Regions from separate parts of the Homo sapiens genome. Here region 2 is linked to region 1. The links are chromatin contacts, found by Hi-C or POLR2A ChIA-PET in ENCODE. All regions are on one chromosome and are shown on one strand. Each heading gives the region's core, a stretch centred on a gene start or an enhancer-like site at or near the end of the contact. The rest is flanking DNA. Distances are from core to core; before and after follow the strand shown. Region 1 overlaps SNX29 (sorting nexin 29). Region 2 overlaps SNX29 (sorting nexin 29).

Region 1 (3,011 bases), core at 509-3,008:
CAGCTTGATCTCTTGGACCTGTGTGGTAAGAACCTCAGTTTACAGTGTTTAAAAATCAGATCTGTGTAAAAATGTGACTCCTGGCTTCTCTCAACAACTCAGGACTGGTGGCAGCCATGTCCCCGCATAGACAGTGGATTGGAGGCAGGGACTGCTCCTTAGCCGGGGTCCTCTCGTCCCACTGTACCCTGTGAGGACTTTGCTCCCTGGAGGCCCTGTCTGTATCCGCTTTTGGGATGCCTGCCTTAAGGATTCGTAGTACAAATCTTTATAAACGCTCACTGTGTGTGTTTGTGTTTGAGAGTGCGCACATGAACAAGAGAGAGAAAACCAAAAAATTACAAATCTGGAAAAGTTAATAAAGATCTAGAACCTTATCAAGATTTTGCAAGGGGTTTTTCTTCTGTACCTTGTGACTTTCTTCCATTTTCCATCCCATTCCCATGAGTGCCTCACATTTGTGTTTTCTGTTTTGAGATTATAATTATGTAGAAACCATAGTTCTAAAACTGGAAAGGGCCAGAATTTAATCACACTTTTGATTTTCCAAAAGAGGACAGAGAAAGACTGGGAGAACTGCCAGAGGCCACACCCTGGGAACTGGTGTGAGTCCTGAGGCTGTGCGCTGCCTCCCAGGAGCCGGGCTGGGCCTGGCACTGCCCGCTTGGGGGGACAGGCCTTCAAGCAAGCTGGACCAGGTGTGGGTCCTTGCCTGGCCACTTCCTGGCTGTGTGGCCTGAGGCAAGTCACTTCCCTTCTCCTGGTCTCTGTTGCCTCATTCAGACAGCAAGTGTAATCATGCTTGCTTCTCAGAAACCTTGTGAGAATTACATGAGATCGTGTATTTCAGGTGCCTCTCGCATTGCTGGGTGTGTATGAAACAGGCAGTGTGTGGTAACCACTGGCCATCTGAGCCCTGCGAAGGGGTCTTGGGACATTTTTTCCTCCTTTATCTTAACAAATTGAAAAGAATAGAAACTCTGGGTGGGCTAGGGGAGGAGGGTGGCAGGAGAGAGAAACAGAACGAAAAGTTAGAATGGGCCTGAGTAATTTAAAAGTTACATTTTAGAGCTCGATATAGTTTATCCTTTCTTTTGGAGATAAAAGGAAAGGGAGTGGGTAGGCAGACAAAGATATAAAAAGCAGGATGTTAAGTTTGAAAAATGATGATGTAGGTTAAGTCCATCCCTGTAGAGGAACATTCTTTATTTGTGCATGTGCCCTCATGAGCTCTGTCTTTAAAGATAGCTGAGTATGGGCCGCAGGGGAGTGTTTGTAAAGGCTCTTTGAGGTCTTTGGAAAAAGATGCTATATAAAGCCAGGGAGTTATTGCACAGATCTATGTATATATGTGAGAGAGTGTGTGTGCGCACACATGCGTCCACACGTCACCCTGTCTAGTCATCGCAGTCAGCAGTCTCTTCCCTTTTTAATTTTGAAAAGGCAGTTGAAGATCAATGAGTCTCAGGATAATTCCCCCCCTGGGGGCCTTTAGTGGCTGAAGAAGAGACGCCTCTCACCCCTCCCTTGGTGTCACTGTTTCATTGCTTTATATAGCAGCCTCCGAGGCCGTAATCATTTGTGTGAATGGGCCTGTGCGTCATCTGGCTGTGTGTCTGTGTTTATGTTTGGGTCCCTGGGGACTGGAGGCTGGTCCCTGCTCCACTGTTGTTTTTGAAATTGAGCATTCATGTGGTCACTGCCGAGAAAGGAGGGGAACGGTTTTGTAGGCTCGTCCTGTTTGAGGTCATGGTAATGATGTATGGGACCGTGTCCCCTCCTCCCCATGCCTGTCGCATTCCCGAGATGCATAATGGAAAAAGCTCAACGGGAGCCTGAATCTCTGTCACTGGGGCAAGAAATTACAGCTGTGAACCTGCTGGTTAGTGTTCTGTGCCGAGGCCTTGAACTTATGATTAACGTGGTTGACGTTTCTGTCCAGCTCATCCCATGCTCAGTTCCTGGAGCTGAGGGTGGCGTTTTAGCAGTGGGCGACTGTCAGTCATTCATTTGTTTATCAATTCACTTACGCATCTTACCTTTGATCATTCACCAGGTCTCACGTGTGTTCTGTGCTGGGCACTGGGGCCCCGGTACTCAAGTGACCCACAGGCTTGGGGGTGGGGCTTTGGTGGGCAGAGGTGCAGATGGGCACCTCTAGCCCAGGGGACAGTGTGCTTTCGTGGAGGTGCATATGAAGAGCAATGGGAATCACTGAACTCTACTTGGATTGTTTGGCTGTGAGGACACAGAACCCATGCCAATTTAGAACACAAGGGCACAGAACCCCATAGGGGCTCCCCCAGAGCCTGGGAGCCGAGAGTCCTGCAGAAGCCAGCATGGCCATTTGTGCATGACTGCTTTATTCCCTGTGGCCATGCGGTCACTGCAGGTCGGCCCGCACTTCTCCCGCTGGCCCTTGGGTAGCCGCCTTGGCTGTGGTGGTGCAGCAGGAGACGAAGGCAGGAATGAGGAGTTCACTGAGTCACCTTAGGCTACAGGGCTCTGTAGTAGCGCTTGACATTTCCAACACCTGCCGCTTTGCCAGACTCGGCACTTTCTCTGTGGCTGAGTGGGCTTGCCTTGAAGGGCTTTGCTGGCTCCCCTTTTTGGTGGCCCTCTGCCTTGTGGCTGCATCTGCATTTGTCTCTGTCCAGGCCTCTGTACATGGCGACAGAGGAGCCTCCAGCCAGGGGTCCTGGGCCCAGTTTAGGGTTTCATTTAAGGGTGGGTTTGTTTATTTATTCATTTATTGTTTATTTTTTGAGATGGAGTCTCACTCTGTTGCCAGGCTGGAATGCAGTGGCGCGATCTTGGCTCACTGCAACCTCCACCTCCCTGCAACCTCTGCCTCCCGGGTTCAAGTGATTCTCCTGCCTCAACCTCCCGAGTACCCAGGACTACAGGCACGCACCATCACGCCTGGCTAATTTTTGTGTTTTTAGTAGAGACGGGATTTCACCATGTTGGCTGGGATGGTCTTCATCTCCTGACCTGAAGTGATCTGCCTG
Region 2 (3,189 bases), core at 18-2,517, 58 kb after region 1:
GCAATCCTCCTACCTCAGCCTCCTGAATAGCAGAGACTAGAGGTACACACCACTACACCCGGCTAATCATTTTACTTTTTGTAGAGACATGGTCTCCTTGTGTTTTCTGGGCTGGTCTTGAACTCCAAGAGATCCTCAAGCGATCCTCCCACCTCAGCCTCCCAAAGTGCTGGGATTATGGGTGTGAGCCACCATGCCTGGCTGAGTTCAGGTTTTTCTCTGTTTTACTTCTGTGTCGGTGTGTCTAGCTGCTTTCCTACTCACAGCCTCAGTTTACTTAGCTGTAAAGTAGTAGGAGGAGAGTGGAATTGGGCTGGATCGTTAGCATTCTTGTATGTGATGCCAGTTATATGATTTTTATGGCTCCATTTTAATTATCGAGATGTGACTAGGTCCTCATGACCCTCCTGTGGTCTTTGTCCCCACGTGTGTGTGTTTATCTGTGTAGGTCTTAATGAAAGTTACACCTATCATCTTCACAAGCAGACTGTCATATTCTCTCACAGCTGCAGTGCTTGTCTCAATGCCTGGTATATAATAGATGCTTAATTATTGTGAATTTTTTAATAGCTGTATTAAGATGGGATTTACATCTCTTACAATTCACCCACCCACCTATGCAATTCAGTGGTTTTTTATATATTAACAGTATACAATTATTTTTTTCCAGTCTTTTAAAATGAGTGAATGAATTCTGTATCTGGTGCTTTGTCTGTAACAGTGTTAACTTCAATCAGTCAATATTTGCCAAATGCCTGCTGTGGGCGGGGTGCTGGTCTCAACACTGGGGAGATAGCAGTCCGACAATCAGATGAAATTCCCCCTGCCCTCACGGAGCTTAGGTTCTTGTTGGGAGAACACTCTGTGCCTAGATATGATAGTTTTTTGGCATCTGTTTTTTGTCTAGCTTTTCTCCAGCTGTTGTGCAGAGATGGTTAGCTGGCTAGTGATAACCCGTAGTCTACTTTGTCTTAGACCTCGTTGTCCTCACTGTTTCAGACATTGCTGGTAAATGCTCTATGTCATCTTAGTTTTCATATGATCAATAGTCACTAGACATGGGGGAGGGAGCCAGGGCAGGAAATGCCAGGCTGGAGGTTACAGATGCTGCAGGCTCAAGGGGACAAGACGCACAGGGACCCTGGCAGGATGAGCATCTCGTGGTTACAGGGACCGGGGCATGGGCTGATGGGTTCCTCTGGGCTCCCTTGCTTATGTTCCTTCCATTTGCTATGATGTGGGGGTGGTGGTTATGTTGGAAGGGCGCCGGTGCTGGGAGAGGCATGTAAACTGTTAGCAGCCAGAAGAGGTGGGAGGTTTAAGTCATGCTCATTGGAGTGTGATGCTGGAGACGTATTGCTTTCTGTTCCATGGAATGCAACCCTCAGTCAGGACGGCACCCAGCTGTCCCCAGATTTCGCAAAACCAGCCTGGCTTTTGTCTTCTGTTGAGTCAGCCCAGGACACAAGGGGCCAGATGTCCTGAATGTTCCGTCATGGTCCTGGAAAAAACATGGAACCCCCAACAGTTGGGAAGCTCGCTTGATAGGCCTTCTGACTTTTTGTATAGGAGATCAGAGATGAGTCAAAACAGGACCTTCCAGGGTATGGCCCGGGCCCTCTCTGTTATCGTGCATACGCAATGCTCTTAGTGGTGGTCGCCTGTCTTCAGCATCCAAAGTATCAGACAGTGTGTGTAGTTTTCCGACTTGAGTAGTATTTTCTTTTCTTTGTACAGTTGTGCATGTGTGACTTGGAAGGAGCATATTTGACTAGATGACACATGGGCTTCTCTGGAGTTCCTGCTCTGATCGTAATAGTGTATTATTTTTCTGAGGCTGTGTCTGTATTGTGCTAGAAAGCAAATGAGTTATTATGGATCATTCCAAGTGTATTATCCCATGTATCCCTGAGATGCTTTGTATGTGAATGCTTTGTATATGGGTTAAATATAAAATAGCATAAATAAATAACCCTGTAATACTGAGTTTGAATGGGAAATTTCAGTGTGAAATGATGAGGTATTTTAAAATTGTGTTTGTGTGTCTGTGTGTGTGTATATATATATTCCTATGTGTAGATATCTATAAGGTTTTAGAATAACACTACTACAACAATATAATTGCCAAGAACATATAAAAATATTGGCTTGTGAGGGCCGGGCACAGTTGCTCACACCTGTACTCTTAGCTTTGGGAGGCTGAGATGGGAGGATCACTTGAGTTCAGGAGTTCGAGATCAGACTGGGCAACGTGGCGAAGCCCCATCTCTATACAAAATAGAAAAAGTTAGCCAGGTGTGGGGGTGCACACCTGTAGGCCTAGCTACTCGGGAGGCCGAGGCAAGAGGATCGCCTGAGCCCAGGAGTTGGAGGCTGAATGAGCCATGATGGCGCCACTGTACTCCAGCTTTGGTGACAGAGTGAGACCCTGTCTCAAAAACAGACAAACTGGCATATGTTTCCCTGTTTTCTTCCATTTTAAGAAAATATTCATTTTAAATCTACTTTACCTGAGCCTATGGCCAGTATATACTTTACTCATTCCTTTTGAATCCTGGTCTCATCTTGAGTTTATGTTTAATGCTTTCCACCAGTTCTCTGTTGGTATGTTGCTAGTCGTTTAGGTTATTGCAAGCTTCATCTGTGACGGATTCTGCAAGGGACTGTTGATGGTTACAGTATTCCCAGAGTTGTTACACGTTGTTACTAGTTTGTGCTCTTTATACTTACAAATCAGTATTGTGGATCCAAAAATTTGTAGGTCACATTTTCTGAGAGTCTTAAATATGTTACTACATTTTCTTGAGGCATTGCTGTCAAAGTCTTCTCCTTAGAAGACTTGCCCAAAGGAACTCTTCTTTCTCTAAACGTCAGCGATTTTACTAGACTATATCTAGGTGTTAGTCATTCCGTCAGTATTTTCAGGTACATGGCATGTTCTTTCAGTCTCTTTCAATGTGGAACTTCGGGTCTCTTTATTCCAACAAAGTGTTTTTGAATTGAGTTTTTAGTACCTGTTATTTTGGTTTCTTCTCCAGGGGCTTCTGTTTTCTGTTCATCTTATTTACCTGTCTTCAGTATTTGTCACTTCCTCTCAAATCTATCCCTTTCTTCATATCCTTTTCTTTTTCTAAAAAAAACAAACAAAAAACAAACTTGCTCTTTTCATCTTCTAGGTGTTCCTTCTAG

The links. A loop is a pair of places that touch in the nucleus more often than their neighbours do. ChIA-PET counts read pairs that join two places held with the same protein, here RNA polymerase II (POLR2A). Pooled maps may share reads with other maps.
Region 2: a map of colonic mucosa shows a loop between it and region 1 (3-fold over the local background). The contact joins two enhancer-like sites. A Hi-C loop is called at or near these places in 2 of 168 maps with a recorded cell type or tissue (colonic mucosa and posterior cingulate gyrus) and 3 of 50 pooled maps. POLR2A ChIA-PET finds 5 or more read pairs at or near these places in 5 of 52 experiments (BJ, Caco-2, HEK293T and 2 more).

Annotation. Positions count from the first base shown.
Region 1 is chr16:12,119,053-12,122,063 of GRCh38, forward strand. The region is part of intron 11 of SNX29 (sorting nexin 29); the gene reads left to right. Among named protein-coding and RNA genes, the nearest start is that of SNX29, 140 kb to the left of the region's middle. RefSeq lists an enhancer at 2,176-2,675. Within about 2 kb of position 1,759, at least 2 of the 41 ENCODE cell types and tissues checked have a DNase peak (open chromatin) inside an H3K27ac peak, as active enhancers do.
Region 2 is chr16:12,177,049-12,180,237 of GRCh38, forward strand. The region is part of intron 13 of SNX29 (sorting nexin 29); the gene reads left to right. Among named protein-coding and RNA genes, the nearest start is that of SNX29-AS2, 190 kb to the right of the region's middle. Within about 2 kb of position 1,268, at least 3 of the 41 ENCODE cell types and tissues checked have a DNase peak (open chromatin) inside an H3K27ac peak, as active enhancers do.